Regions from separate parts of the Mus musculus genome. Here region 1 is linked to region 2. A link is a loop called in an ENCODE intact Hi-C map of the cell type or tissue named here. Cell type or tissue: left cerebral cortex. All regions are shown on one strand.

Region 1 (8,000 bases), 88 kb after region 2:
CCAAACAAAATGGATCAGCTCAAACTAAATCAGGAGATCTAAAAAGAAGTAGGAAAATATGTCATGTAACCAGGGGCATAAGAGGCAAGATAGATCACAGAATAAAGCTTTGACATGAAGTAGCAAAGGCCAGAGTACAGCTGTACATGTGTTTAAAGAGGAACAGAAAAAAAACATGGTCCAGAAGTCAAAGGCAAACATGGTCTCAGTGCACAAAATGGGAGTAATGGAAATTATATAAAATTATATAGAAACTAAATGGGAATTCTCAAAAAAAATATTTCAGGGCCCAGGGAGGTAGCTTAGTGCTGTACAAGGAGAACCGGAGGTTAGGTTCCCAGAATTCATGCAAAAGCTCCGTGTGACTTCATGCATCTGTGCCCCTGGGCTAAAGGGGCCAAGACAGGCAGAACCAGAACCAGCTAGCCAACTGTCTAGCCAATCAGTGGCTCCAGGCTCAGTGAGAGACCCTGTCTTAAACAATAATCTGGAGGGCCAGGGAGATGGCCCAGCTTACAAGTAAGGACTCTCACTGACAAATCTGACCTTATGAGCTTGGTCCCCAAGACCCATATGGTGGGCAGAGAGAACTGACTGGGCATGGCACTACTTCTTATCCAGAAATCAGTGACCTAAAATCTCATGTCCAGTTGAGATGTGGGAGGGCCAGCCTGGACTGGATAGTCATCCCCGTGACCAGAACAGATGGAGAAAACCTGTGGCACAGAAGCAGCTAAGAGCCAGACTCCAGGATGCATCAATACAAGTTGTTCTCCCGCTCCTCTCCCTCCCTCTCCCTGTACCCTCTCCCTTTCCCCCTCTCTCCCACTCCCCCTCTCCCTCCCTTTTCCTCTCTCCCTCCCTTTTCCTCTCTCCCTCTCCACCTTTCTCCCTCTCCCTCTCCCCCCCACAATAAGAGAGAGAGAGAGAGAACACTCAAGGAAAGACACCTAAAGTTGATTATTGGCCTTCAAATGCACACACAAACATGTACACATACACCTCTATGCACCCATGTGCACACATACACAAACATACACACATCCACCCCTACACATACACACACACACCACAAACTCCCACAATTTTTAAAAAAATGTGTTAAAGTTCAGCACTAGCTTAACATAAAGTTGGAGATGGCCGGAGTCGTGAATCTGGGCATAGATAAACAGACATAAGATCTAAGGGAGAGTGCAGAAAGATGGACGCTGTGTCCTTAAGATCAGTCTGCACACCTCTCGCCTTTGGTACTCTGATAGCACCACATCTCTCCTAACACAGTAATACAGCTGCACACCTCTGCCCTATTCCAGCCTGGACAGCCACAGCCTTAGTCTGCTATCCCCAGCTGGCACCCAAATTCACTCCTTACTTCCTTCACTGGCATCAAGCATCCCCTGGCTGTCAGGTCCTGGTCTTTGTTATCTCTTGGTTCGAAAGTACAGCAAATGAGAAACACTCTCGAGCATCTTACCTGCTTATGCCAAGCTTTCCCTTGCTTTGGCTAGAAGCCCCAGGTTAGAAGTCATTCCATCTACAGGCAGCACCAAGGACTCCATTGTGGGGTCATGGCCAGGCCCACTGTCACATGGAAGCATGAATCTCTTGTCACGATTAGCCCTGACCACTCTACCTGCACTATAGTTCAGCAGAGCTGACCTCTAGATGTTCAGCACCCCCCGGTGGAAGGCACATTCCCCCCAGCTTTCTCTCTGGTAATGGTCATTGAGTACACCTCTCCAAGATCCTGCTACTAACAACCAGTTGGCCAGGTCTTGAATTCATATCAACCCCCTCTGCAACTTGTAAGACCTCCAGACACAGTGTGAATGTGCTCACAAGCAAAGCTGACCAAGATCTCTGAGCATCCAGAGCTGCTGGAGAAACCTATGAGCCAGGTCTTCCCCATATCCAGTGAGGAGTGGCCAGGGAAACCGTCCATTGCCCAGCAAACATGGTTTCCAGACTCCTGACAGTATACTGTTTATGTCTTGTGATGGAAGGAATAGAAGCCTCAACAAGAAGAAGGTTATTATGGACACAGCTCCCTCTACATAAAATAGTATGTGCTTGACTCCTTGCTATTGGTTGTCCCTAGACCATTCCCAAAAGGAGTTTTCTTTGACCCGCTATGAAGCAGCTACAACTCCTGGCAGCAAATGATAAATTTAACCCAGCAAGGTGGCTTTTTCCTATGCCAGCAGCCGTGGGGCTCTGTAACTTGTCTTCCACCTATCAGAGTCCTGGGTTCCCTCAATGGGATCTGTTGCTCACAGACAAATCTCCATGCCCATATGTGGATGCTAGGCAGAAGTATCAAGCAAGTTTGGCATTAGAGCACACACACCTATGGTTCCAGTTCTCAAAAGGCCAAGGTAGGAGGAATTTGAGATTAGCCTCCATCACGTTTCCTGAAAAAAAAAAAACCTCTTGCAAAAAATAAAATGAAAAGCCTGGGACCAAGTCATCAGGAACAGAGCACCAAGTGGGCTGTGAAGATGACCTAGAGGAAGATACGCTGATATTCTTCTTACTCAGCTTCCCAGCAGTCTCCATTGACCATTCCCAAGCTGCATGCTCCATTCTGGCATCAAAGCCACTGCCTAAGATGTTTGATGAATATTCAAGTTTGATGAATATTAATGAACAAACAAGTGAAGAAACAAATGAACTAATCCAGGCAGCAAGGAGGTAACCAGGGTGACAGCTCACGCCCACAGACACTTCCTGCTGCTTCCCTGCACTGATACACTCTCCTCAGCTCCCATCCCCTCACCTCTGCACAAGGAAGACCATTCCACAGACACAGCAGAGGGAGTTCAGTGACTTCCCTAGCTAATGTGCTCAGGGACGCTGATATGTCCTTGTACAGCCAGACACACTAGTGTGTGTTCCTGTAAGTCAGATACCCTGGTGTGTGTCCCTGTACAGCCAGTCTGTACCTATGAATGGAAAGAAGACAGAGATAGGAGTCCCCAAAAGCTTGTGGGCCAGATAGCCTGGCGTATGCGGTAGCAAGCCAGGTGACAGAAGATGGTTAACAGGTGTCCTCTGACCTCCACATGGGGCCTCTATACTTACACATGAATGTGCACATTGAAAACTCGTATGCACACACAAGATTTTAAAAAACCCAGCAGAGAGCTACAGACTTTTCTTGCAATCGGGTAGTAGCAGGGCTAGGTAAAGGGGAACCTAATCAGGTATGGTTAGATTTCCAGAGATGGCCAAGGCCATCCTGAACTTCCCTCGGGATGCCCTCAGTGATCATGTTGGACATATGGGAAGTGGGATGTAGCCTCTGGTCTCTCAAGGGCTGGAGGATTCAAAAGTTACCGTAGAAAACTCACTGCTAGTCGTACAGCCCCAAAGAAGTAGCACACAGGCTTTCTATGCTAAGGCCACAGATAGCCACTAGAAACTGGTCTCTGGGCCCCTCTGCTGGCCAAGTCCAGTCTCTTCCCAGTCACTCTCCATCAGCAGGACAGCACTGTTCTTAGATCAGCTGGCTGAAAGTTACTGTGCCTCCACCCCACCCCACCCCCGAGCACCTTCCTGCTTGCACACCCAGGAACTCTCTGCACCAGGCAGGCCCTGCCCTCAGCCGCCACTGTGATAGCATACAACAGAGCATGGGAACCACCCAGGGCCCAGTTCATCTGTTTGTCCTAACTGGAGCAGAATCTGGCCTCACTGGGTCCACTGAGAACAGTGCCCATCCCAGTCTCTCTGCTGCTTCTCTTTCTCGCTTCCAGCCCACCTTGGGCTGGCTCTGTCTGGAAGAAGCATCAGGCTCCAGGGAACACTGGTAGGTCAAGGTGTGTCCCTCCTGTCCTCTTTCTGGGTCTGGCATGGGGAATGACCGTGGGGTGAGGGATGGGAGACTCCTGGCTCAGTCTAGAGCACTGGCTTTGAGTGGGTTCCCAGTTCCCTCTGTATTCTGACTTGCTGGTTCCGACTTGGATCTGGTCCCGTGTAGGTTCCAAGGTAGGTCTCCAGGTCCTTCAGGCCCTAGCTGAGGGTTACACGTGACTCTGGACTTGCCATATAGCCTGGGAGACAAGGGGAGGGAAGAGATGCACAGTGGGGCAGAGCTGGTACCTGGAGCCTACTAGGAACAGAACACAGCAGCCCTCAGATGCCAGAGACACCAAGGCAGCCAGGACAAAGGAGGGATTGAGAAGGCTGGCTGGCATAACTGGGCCTCTGCAGCCAGGCTGGCTCAGGCCTCCTCTGTAAACACCACTACTTACTCACAACTCCTCACCCTGAGTCTGCACACATCTCAGAAATGTCCCACAGTTTATCAGCGTAACTCATATACAATAAAGCTTGCCTTCTGCACAGTTCAACTAAAGGACATCTCATTATCTGCCAGAGATCACCCCACACTTCCTCCTCTCCTCTATGAATTTGCTTGTTCTGGATATTTTCCACAAACAGGATCATAGAATATCTGTGTTTTTACAAGTGGCATGTCTCCTCAAAGTATACCCAAGCTATATCAGAGCCTCATGCCTTTTTATAACCGAATGAAAAATAATTGCCTGGATGGAGCATGAATGTATCAGTAATCAGACATCTGGTTTGGTCTCCCCACCTCCTTTTGCTATTATAAATAGTGTCACTTGGAACACTTGTATGTATGTTTTGTTTGCTTCCTTTTACATTTTTATTTATTTATTTATTTAAGACAGTGCCTTGCTATCTAGTTGAGGCAAGCCAGTCGACTCACTATCCTGCATCAACCAGTGCCAACAATATACCCAGCTACTCTGCCAGCTTTGTGTGGATACATTTCTATTTATCTGAGGAACCACTAGACTATCTTTCACTACGATGGTGGTATCATCTTGGGCTTCCATTTGCAGTACACAGATCTTACTTTCCGACAGCTTCACCCACACTTGTCTGGCCCTCTGTGGAAAGTCTGGCCCACACCTGTGCTCCCGGGACAGCATTGGCTCATGTACACAAAGGAGAATCCTCGGGTACCCTTCCATTGCTCACCCCACCTCCCCTCTAGATCCTGCAAGGCCAGAGGAGGAGAGGGTAAATGACCCCATGTCCAATTCACTTTCTTGAGTGACCTCTCTTAAAAGGAAATTGAGGCTTGGCCCTCAGACATGACCTTTTCAAGCTGGTATAGAAGTTCCCTTGGACCCTTCAGCAAACATGGAGATAAGAGCCTGTATAGCATCTAACTTCTATAATCCACCTTCCTTTAAGAATCATCAGTGAATTTGAAATCATTCCCAGAGGATGTCCTGCCACTCAGATGCCAGTCAAACAAGGGCTATGGACCTACATGGAGCCAAAAGCATGTGTCTGTCCAACTGGCGTACCTCTGGACCGCACACCAAGACTTAACAGGGTTCCTGTCTACTTAAACATAAACTACCTGGCCATTATGGTGATCCATGCAAACCAATGTATGGAGAGCACATCATATATGCTCAGGGGAAAGTCACTGTGGCTGACACTTGGGGTTCATCAGAGAACAGGAGGAATTCCTTGTAGAACTTGGGACCATGTTCTACACCATGCAACATAAGAAAATGGGCTGTCTTGGTTAGTTTTCTATAGCTGTATAGACACCTTGACTAAGGAAACTTAGAGAAGAAAAAATTGATCTGGGGCTTACAGTTCTAAGAGTGAGTCCATGTCCACCAGGGCAGGAGCATGGTGGCAGGTAGGCAGATGTGGCTCTACAGTTGTAGCCAAGAGTGTGTGTTTTGATCTACAAGCATGAAACAGGGAGCAAGAGAGCTAATTGGGAATGGTGTGGGCTTTTTGAAACCTCAAAGTCCAATCCCCAGGGACATACTCCCTCCACTGAGGAAATACCTCCGGGCCCTTCCCAAACAATTCCACCAAGTGGGAACCAAGCATTCAAATGTATGAGAATATGGGGGTCATTTTCATTCAAACCACCATATGGGCTATGGAACATTCTAGAAAGAATTCTGACCTATGGAAAAGAAAATGGGCAGATGGGGCTGGGAAGGCAGGGATAGAGTTTAGGCTGGGCTTCCAGGAAGGGGCAGTGAGTAGCAAGAGGGAGAGGAGCCAAACAAGGGAAAGTGACCAGCCTGCACGGAGACAATACAAGATCTGGGTATTGGGGCAGAATGGCTGCACTAGGACTTAAAGAAGTCAGGTTAGCAACATCCACGTACTCCAGGCAGCAGTTTAGGGAAACTCAGCCCATAGAGAAATGCCAAGGGACACAGCCCCTGGGAACTCAGGATGACAAGCACTGCTGAGCACCAACTGTTTGCTGACACTATGAGATCTCATTCAGCTCTCAGAAAAGCCTTCGTAGGACAGAATTGATTGCTGCCATTGTTACACGTATGGAGGAATGAAAAGTTAGCTGTCCTGCGTCACACAGGAAGGAGAATCAGCTGTGACTCTGAGTACAGGGGATCAACAACCAGGCAAGGAAGGGTAATGAGCCCACGATACAGCTGAGCCTAGCTACTTGGATTGGGTGTTGTGGTGTTATTTCATGTGTCAACCCTGCCAAGCCATGGTGCCCCAAATGTCAGGGAGAAAACTTCAGTAGAGATTAATGTTGGTATCAGCAGTTTGGGGAAGGCACATGACTCCCATACTGTGGATGGGCCTTATTCGAGCAAGATTATGAAGGTGGACATCAACTTCTGGGTGTCCTGCAGAGTCTACATTGGGCTGCCCCACCTGTCTATACAAGACACAATCCCTGTCCAACCGCTAGTTTTTCTGGATAGCTGTGATCCACCTGGAGAGCAGTGTAGAAGACTCAGTCCCAATGGCCACACTCGCAAGGGAGAGTAGCAGCCAGGCCAGCGCCCACTAGTGGAGAAAGCCCTCGCGGGCTGCCCCACCACCGACCGATACACCTGACTCCGAGGCCCCAATCCGGCTTCTAAGGCCTAGCCACATGGCATCCAGTCCGGCCCATCTTGTTGCTCCAGAGTCTCCAAGCCCACCCGGTCACTTCTGAAGAGGCGGGTCTGGAGGTCGAGCTCTACCAGCCTTTAGATTGTTTCTCCTTTAGGCCGCCCACTTGCCTGACCACGCTGACCTCTGAGCAAGCAGCTCTGCAATGCACCGTCCATACTGACCCCGGAACCTTGGCCCGGTCGTGCAGCACTTTCCCCGGGGTTTCCCCAAACACTCTGCAGTTTTGCATAATAGACGTCGGGGGCCCATCTAGGGCACACTGAAGTTCTGAACTTGCCAGAAAAAAGATGGTGTGGGCTTGGCTTGAGTAAGGGGCGTGCTCACACCTGCTTCCTGGCAAGAACTAGGAGGTGGAGAAGGCGTGTCCATATTGAGATAACCGTGGTTTCATTGGCGTTGAGCTAAGCCAGGGAGTGGACAGATAGGCCTGACGAATGCAGGGGTGTGGCTATGTGATCATAGACCCTCTCCTCAGTGCTAGGGACTTGTTTAAGTAGTTCTAGGCGGGGCGTGAGAGAGGGGCCTAAGCCTTGGGCCATCTACTCAGTTTCAAGGACCGACTGTCACAACTCCAGTTGTCTTGCTACCAGCTGCTTCTCATTGCTGTCCCGGTCCCCTTGGCCCTGGCCTACGGCCTCCCAGCTTCTGTGGGGCACCCTCCTCCTGTCCCACGCGCTCCAGCTAGAATCGCTAACTTCCTTCGCCTCAAAGCAGGCGTCCCCGCTCCATGAGCTCTCTAGGGGATCAGATACGGGACTGGCACCGGGGTGTGCTGGCCGTGGCACGCGAAGACTGGGACTCTGCGCTGTGCTTCTTCTCAGATGTCCGAGAGCCGCTGGCTAGGATGTACTTTAACAGGGGCTGTGTGCATCTGATGGCAGGGGATCCCGAGGCTGCGCTGCGGGTAAGCACCCCAGGACTGGATAACAGATTCCCCTCTCACATCCCTGGTGGAGGCTTTAGGGGAATGCAGATGAAGATGTGACTGCGAACATAAAACCTTATCTTCCAATGGGCATCCTGGAAAAAGACGCTCTTCCGCACCTTATAGT
Region 2 (8,000 bases):
GCAGCAGGCAGGGATCTGGCTGCCACCCATTCACCTCAAACCTGTCCCTTGCCTCGGCAGGTCTGATCCATCATGGGACTTGACTCCAAACCACAGAGAGCTTGGTTTTGTGGTGGTGTCCCTGGCAGCTCTCTAAGAACTTTATCTACCACCTGCTCTCCAACTTGGAGATTCTCTTTGTAGCCTCTTTTATCCCCATTGTAGCCTTTCTATAACCTCTATTTGTACGTAGATATAATTACCATGTGATGTATAATGTCTGGTCTGGGATTAATATGTGTCTTAGTCGGGGTTTCTTTTCCTGCACAAACATTATGACCAAGAAGTAAGTTGGGGAAGAAAGGGTTTATTCACCTTACACTTCCACATTGCTGTTCATCACCAAAGGAAGTCAGGACTGGAACTCAAGCAGGTCAGGAAGCAGGAGCTGATGCAGAGGCCATGGAGGGATGTTACTTACAGGCTTGCTTCCCCTGGCTTGTTCAGCTTGCTTTCTTAAGGAACCCAGGATAGCAGGGTGGTGGTGGCGCACGCCTTTAATCCCAGCACTTGGGAGGCAGAGATAGGAGGATTTCTGAGTTCGAGGCCTGCCTGGTCTACAAAGTGAGTTCCAGGCCAGCCAGGACTATACGGAGAAACCCTGTCCTGAAACAAAACAAAACAAAAAGAAAAAAGGAAAAAAAAAACACCAAAAAAACAAAACAAAACAGGACTACCAGCCCAGGGATGGCACCACCCAAAATGGGCACTCCCAACCTTTGATCACTAATTGAGAAAATGCCTTACAGCTGGATCTCACTGAGGCATTTCCCCAAGGGAGGCTCCTTTCTCTGTGATAACTCCAGCTGTGTCAAGTTGACACACAACACCAGCCTGTACAATATGGTATTGGCATTGGAACAGAAAATGTGTTTTGTTAGTAGTCAGCTATCAAGGGAAATCAGGACAACTTGGAGAATTTCAGCCACCACAGCTAACCTAGTTCATGAGTTTATGTAATAAAGTCTTAACAGTGTAGAAGAGCACAAATGTGGCCATCCATGCTTCTGATATAATGTGCTCATGGCCACAGAATAGCTATATAGCTAGACAGAAGGGACAAAGGTGGAGGCGGCAAGATTTTGATGAAGAGCATCAAAAGAAGACTGTTTCTTTCTCGCAAAAATTACTATTTTTGTGAAATAATTTTAAAGGTTTGTTATTATTATTATTATTATAAAGCTTTATTTATTTTATGTGTGTGGGTGTCTTGCCTGGTTATATGGCCGTGCGCTACAGGCATGCTTGGTGCATGGGGTGCCAGAAGAAGAATTCTGATTCTTAGGGACTATAGTTACATTCGGTTGGGAGTCTCCATGTAGGTGCTAGGAATTGCACTCAGGTCCTTGATGAGAGAAGCCAGTGTTCCTAACCACTGAACCATCTCTCCAACCCAGATTTTATTTTATTTTTTTAATTTTTTAAAATTTATTTTATTTTTATTATATGTAAGTACACTGTAGCTGTCTTCCAACAGTCCAGAAGAGGGCGTCAGATCTCATTAAGGATGGTTGTGAGCCACCATGTGGTTGCTGGGATTTGAACTCAGGACCTTCGGAAGAGCAGTTGGGTATCTTACCCACTGAGCCATCTCTCCAGCCCCAGATTTTATTTTTAAAGAATTATATATTTATTTTATGTATATGAGTACACTTGTTGTCTTCAGACACACAGGGCACCAGATCCTATTACCGATGGTTGTGAGCCACCATGTGATTGTTGGGAATTGAACTCAAGACCTCTGGAAAAGCAGTCAGTGCACTTAACTGCTGAGCCATCTCTCCAACCCCCATTTAAAAAAATTTTATTTTAATTATGCTTATGTTAGTGTTGGTGTCCCCAGGGGCCAGAAGAGGATCCCTTGGAGCTAGACTGTGGGTGGCAGACATGGGTGCTGGGAATTGAACCAAGGCCCTTTGCAAGAGCTCTTAGCCACTGAGTCATCCCTCCAGCTCTGTAACATTTTTTCATTCTTTTTTTAACTTTCAAAAATGCTGTTTCAAGGTGGGTATAGTGGCCCGCAGCTTTAATTCCAGCACTCAGGAGGCAGAGGCACGGGAATCTCTGTGAGTTTGAGGCAGCTTGCAGTCTATATAGTAAGTTCTAGGACAGCCAAAGATATATAGTAAAACTCACAATAAATAAATAAATAAATAAATAAATAAATAAATAAATAAAATAAGCAAAAGACATACTATTGTCTTTTCCCATAGTGAACCCATCAACCACCCAGACAGAAACCTGTTCTAGGGACTTTAAGAAATAAAATAAGTTTGGTGGTGGTAGCACATGTCTTTGATCCCAGCACTCAGGAGGCAGAGGCAGGAGGATCTCTGAGTTTGAGGTCAGACTGGTCTATAGACTAAGTTTCAGGATAGCCAGGGCTACACAGAGAAACCCTGTCTAGAAAAAAAAAAAAAACAAAAACAAATGCTCCACACATGCCTAGTCCCCAAAGCTCTTAGTTTTTATTAGTTTTTTAAAAAAGTTTTTAGTTGTTTATTGTTGTTGTTGTTATTGAATTTTCAAGACAGGGTTTCTCTGTGTAGCCAGGCTGGCCTCAAACTCAGAGATTAACCTGCCTCTGCCTCCCTAGTTCTTGGATTAAAGGTGTATGCTACAACCACCAATCTTAATATTAAATTATTTTTTGGGGGGTGTGCAGGTTTGAGGCAGGGTCTCTCTGTATAGCCTTGGCTGTCCTGGAACTCACTCTAGATCAGGCTGGCCTTGAATCAGAACTTCTTGCCTCTGCCTCCCAAGTTCTGGGACTAAAGGCGTTTCACCACACCTGGTTCAAAAAGTTATTTTTAATTTTAATTTATTTTCTCCAGACTGGGTCTCACTATGTAGCTCTGGCTGGCCTCCGACTCACAGGTTCTGAGTGCTGAGACTGTAGGCATGCGACAGCTACCAAGCCTAGCTGTGTACATGATGCGCATGCGTGAGTGTGTGCCACAGCCAGTGTGTGGAGGTCACAGGACACCTGTGGAGCTGCTGGTCTCCTCTCCTTTTACTCTGGTCGGCAGGCTTGGGTAGCCAAGTGCCATCTGGGCCATCTCAGCAGCCTTCAAAGGTAGGTTTTGATAGATGTATATCTTAACTACTTTTATATTGCTATGCCAAAGCAAATGAAAAGAAACCATTTTTTTTAAAGATGTTTTATGTATATGAGTACACTGTAGCTGTACAGATAGTTGTGAACCTTCATGTGGTTGCTGGGAATTGAATTTAGGACCTCTGCTCACTCTGGTCAGCCCCACCCTCTCCTTCCATCCCTGCTTGCTCCAGCCCAATAAGTACATTGTAGCTGTCTTCAGACACTCCAGAAGAGGGCATCAGATCTCATTAAGGATGGTTGTGAGCCACCATGTAGTTGCTGGGATTTGAACCTTCGGAAGAGCAGTCAGTGCTCTTACCTGATGAGCCATCTCACCAGCCCAAAAGAAACCACTTAATTGCCAGGCAGTGGTGGTGCACCCCTTTAATCCCAGCAGGAGACTGGGAGGTAGAAGCTGAAGGAGCTCTACATTTGAGGCCTAGACTCAAGCTCCAGGTCCGCTGGGGCTACAGAACAGGGAGGAGGGCGACAGGAAGAAAGGAAGGAGGGAGGGAGGGAATTCATTGAATTGGCTATGGTTTCATATGCTTATCATTCATAAGGTTGCAGAAGGAGAGGCAGCTTACTAGTGCCAGCCACCACTGGCCCACAGGGCCTTGCCCACATGACTCCCACCAGAGGCTCCAGGCTCTACACTCAGAGGCACCCTCGAATCTATCCTAACGATCATTTGGAATGTGTCCTATATCCGGCAGCCATTAGAAGTGTGGCCCTTGGGTGCAGGGCTACAACTGTAGGAGTTCTGCTAACCATCTTTAAAGTCTTGGGCCTTGGGATATCCTTTTTCCATTTGGTGAAGACATAGGGACCGCAGGAGTGGTCCAGGGGTCCCAGTTGGGTAGTCTTCCCACCTAATGCTTTTCCTTCTGATCTGTTGCTTTCCTGTCCATCCCACAAATGATCAATCTTTCAATTTCAGCAACACTGCCAAGGCCCTCTGTGCATTCCTCCCTGGTCTTTCCCTTCCTCTTTTTCTCCATCCATCCTGCTCGTCATACACTAACACCATATTCCATTGCTTTAGCCTAGGCTGTGTAGTCAGAGTTGGCCTATCTGGTTCGGAGAAGTCTCCTTCTGTTCCATACCCACCTTGTCGGGTTACCACCCCTGGGGCAGACCCAGATGGTCATGCCTTTCTGACCTGTGCATGTCAGCTCTTGCCCCTTCATGATCTAAGCACTTCACCCAACCTTCGATGTATATAGGGAGGTTGGAGTCCTGGGTAACCAGGTGTCCACCTCGGCCATACACCTAGTGTTCTTGGCGGGGACCACAGTGCAGGCGAGGACCACAGGGAGGCAGCATAAGCTCGCAGGCCAGCCGCAGCCGCCCCCTCCCCAGCTTCCACTCCTTTCCCCCTAACTTGCTTTAAGCTCCACAGGAAGAACCGAGGTCATCAGGTCCAGGCTGGGCAAGGCTCGTCCGGTACCCAGAGAGCCAGTTTTGCCCCGTCCCCACGCCCTGTCCCTGTCCCTCCTTGCCGAAGGGGAACCCTGCCTGCTCGCGGGGAGGTGACCGGAGATCTCTGCTCCTGTTTGGTCAGGACCAGACTCTGCTTGGGTCTCATCCAACCTCCTTGTCTTGGGGATGGCGGCAGTGTCACTCGCAGCCCTGCACACGAGTACCGAGAGTACCCGAGCCACTAAGAGAAGCGTCTGGGGGGAGGGGGGAGGGCACAGGCAGGTCCTAAGTAGCTACGGGTCCCAGGCCGTGACCTCGAGCAGACGACAGCTGGTCTCTGCCCTCATACCGAGCCGGGCAGTGGGTGCTCGGGCAGCCGGTGCGCCGGAGGGCGCCGCTCCCGGCCGCCTCGCCTGGCGGGCTCGCAGGAACTGCCCCGCTGGCTTTGAATGTAAAGATTCTGCCTTTGTGAGTGCTTGCCCGCCCCACCCGCCGCCGTCCTCATTAGCATAGCAGCTGCTCGCCGAGCGAGGACCGGCTCAGGAGAGGGCAGAGGCCTCCGGAATGAATGGGCCGCGGCTTTGGTGCGGGCGAAAGAAGAAAGACCGACAGACGGACGCGCAGGGTACTGTCGGAAGGACATCCAACCAGAAGAATGCGCCGCACGGGGGCGGGGCTGAGCGGTGGGGGAGGGCGGCCTCCAGAGACCCTAGAGCCCCAGGAAGGTCTTGCCAAGGCCTCAGAAGGAGCAGTTGCTGAGGTTCCCAGACCTTCGACGGCCCCTCCTATGGTCTGAGCCCTTATACGGAGGGCTTGGACTTTGTTGCTTAGCAGTCCTAAGCACAAGGCCTCCTTTCCCGTCCTTCAAGGCCCATGGATGTCGCCTCTTTCCTTCAGGCCTCGTGGGAGTACCAAGACACAGCTGGCTTTCCCAGGTCAAAGGGTTGCTATTCCTTCATCTGTAGTGCACGCCCCTGACCATTCTTGTGATGAGCTTTGGAGACAGACTGCCCCATAGTCACTTCTCTTTTCCCTTTCTGTCCTGCTCTGTGTCCTGGCTCTCCCCCGTTGGCTCTTCCCAGTCCACTCTTACGATTGGACAATATTTCTGCATTTCTGGCAGTAAATGTTTTCTGTGTAATGGGTTTGATCAGAGATGGATAGGAGCCAAGCACTGAGAACAGGGGGCAGGCCTTGACCCTTGCGTTCTCTGTGTCCCTTCTGTCTTCAGGGCTTCCCAGTGCTGCTTCTGGTGCCCAGTCCTTGTCCAGGTCCTCTCAGTGCCTCTTGGCTTGTGCAACAGGCACATCTGCAGCTCTGGAAGGCCAGGACAGAGAGGGGACCTGGATCATCTATAACTTCTTTTCACCGGCCCTAACCTGGACCAGTTTGGGAAGAGGATGGAAATTTACCAGAGACTCATCAAGTCCATACCACTCCTGCTCCACTGCAGCAGGTACTTTGTTGAGCTGTAAGGACCACTGGCCACTGCATTCTAGGGAAATGGGCACCAGAGATATAGCAACCTTGACCTGGTCACATCTAGGGAGCAGAGACTTCTGTCTGTTCCCACTGCACAAGTGTGCTCTGTCATGGGAGCCATGCCATAGAAGTAGAGCACTCTTCCTGGAAAACTTGGGTCCTGAACACGCTGCCCACAGTACCCTTTAAGGCAAGATGGCTGGCTCTGTGCACTCGGTGGGACTGACTAACTGGCATTCGCGCCATAGTTCTGAGCCCACCAAAGGGAAGGACTATGGTGATGTAAGCGTTCAGCATGTGTCTACGTACCTGCCTCCTAGAGTACTGCATTGTGAAGAGGCTTGTGCGTTCACAACAGCCCAGACAGCATGGGTTCCTCTACAGCTCCTTCCTCAGCCATCTTTTTTTGTGTTTTTGTTTGTCTGAGACAGGGTTTCTCTGTGTAGCTCTGGCTGTCCTGGAACTCACTGTGTAGACCAGGCTGGCCTCGAACTCAGAGATCTGCCTGCCTCTGCTTCCTCAGTGCTTGGATTAAAGGTCTATGCCACCACACAGGTTTGCCATCTCTTCTTAGCTTCATTTCATTCATGGCACTGTGTGTCTGTTGGCTCCCTCCAAAGAGAACTTTGGGGAGTTGCAGGATTGTAGTTAGCAAATGTATACCTGGAAGCCCTCGAGCCTCTCTTAGGTGGGGGAATTTTAAAGGTGCTGTAAAGGCTTGATGAGCGTTCCCCTCCTCACACTCCAGGTTAGTACTGGACAGTCTAGGGAGAGGGTGGGGACTAAAAACACTCAACTGGCCACATCCTTCTAGCTGTGGGCTACAATTCCTGGTAGACACAATTCCTGGGGTGCGACTTCCTGAGGAAGGTCCCATCTCTCTGCAGAGTATCACATCATAGTCTGCTCAGAAGTTTAATAACCTTACTGTTGCTGAGGAGAAAATGTTAAAGTAGGAGCCCGAAGGGTGTGTGTGTGTGGGACTGATGGCTGCTTGGAGTTTGTATCAGGAGAACAGCCACTTATACCATGGCTCCATTGGATCTCCTCTGCTGGTTGCTGCTATTCTGGTCCCATCAGGCACCTCCTCCCCTGAATCCCATGCAGGACCCAGGAATGGGCTGTCGATGGTCCTCCAGTGCATTTTCTCAAATCACAGGCATGAGAACCCTGGATCTAATTCAGATCTGCTTTTTGGTGAATTTGGCCCTAGAAGCCCAAATCTCTAGAGGTGTTTTGCTTGTCCAGGAGCAACAGGAATGTTCCCCCAAATCTAAAGAGACCCTCATCTGTGCAGAAGTTCCTCCAGGGTTTCAACTTTCAGGCTGGGTAGGAAGCATGATGAGCTATAAGCAGATCTCTCTGGGGAGGTCTCAGCCACTCTGCCAGGAAGTAGCTGAGACACGAACTACTAAGGTGGCATCTGGGTTCCTGTGGTTGACTTGGACTTGACAGCTGAGCTAGACTGAGTTCACATTTTACCCAGCTTGGTCTTGTCAATAGATTCACAACCCAAGCAGCCATCATTCATTAGCTGAAGGTAGGACGCCATGGCCCTTAGAGGGGGACCCAGGACTTGTGCCAAAATTAAAACCAGTATTTTTTTTTAATATAAAAAGACCAATGAAAAATTTATTTATAAATTTTTCACGATGGGCTACAAGTCTATATCGTACGCTTAGGAGTGTGCCACAGACTTCATACAGATAGAAGAGACCAACCAGGACCCATCTGAAGCTTCAACATAGGCCCAGTACGTTTTAACATTAATTAACATAATTAAAAAGGCATTTGCGTGTAGAAAAACCATACAGAACTCCTTTTGAAGTAATCTGTGCTTGTCTCAGTGTCTGCCATTCTCATGACATTATCACTATTCCTCCCACACTGGTTCATAAAAGCGCAGAAGACCGAAGAATATGGCCAGGCGGCACAAAGGGCTCCACCCACCTGTGTC

Evidence for each region. A loop is a pair of places that touch in the nucleus more often than their neighbours do. Peaks named below come from ENCODE experiments on the same cell type or tissue, not always from the same donor. Only the 100,000 strongest peaks of a DNase experiment are listed, where the experiment ranks them.
Region 1: it touches region 2 in a loop (7-fold over the local background); 9 of 42 quality-filtered maps call a loop at or near these places.

Annotation. Positions count from the first base shown.
Region 1 is chr2:25,094,600-25,102,599 of GRCm38, reverse strand. Noxa1 (NADPH oxidase activator 1) reads left to right here and starts at 7,395. Exons shown (of 12, transcript NM_172204.4): 1 at 7,395-7,852. The coding sequence starts at 7,676. In left cerebral cortex, a CTCF peak has its summit at 3,433 (motif pointing left); DNase peaks (open chromatin) are centred at 2,710, 3,422 and 4,116; H3K27ac peaks cover 737 bases.
Region 2 is chr2:25,182,982-25,190,981 of GRCm38, reverse strand. It overlaps Nrarp (Notch-regulated ankyrin repeat protein), which reads right to left. Exons shown (of 1, transcript NM_025980.2): 1 at 7,643-8,000. It overlaps Gm52547 (a long non-coding RNA gene), which reads left to right and starts at 3,916. Exons shown (of 2, transcript XR_003953999.1): 1 at 3,916-5,186; 2 at 5,793-6,608. In left cerebral cortex, CTCF peaks have their summits at 3,353 (motif pointing right) and 4,450 (motif pointing right); DNase peaks (open chromatin) are centred at 5,144 and 7,452; H3K4me3 peaks cover 1,347 bases; H3K27ac peaks cover 1,393 bases.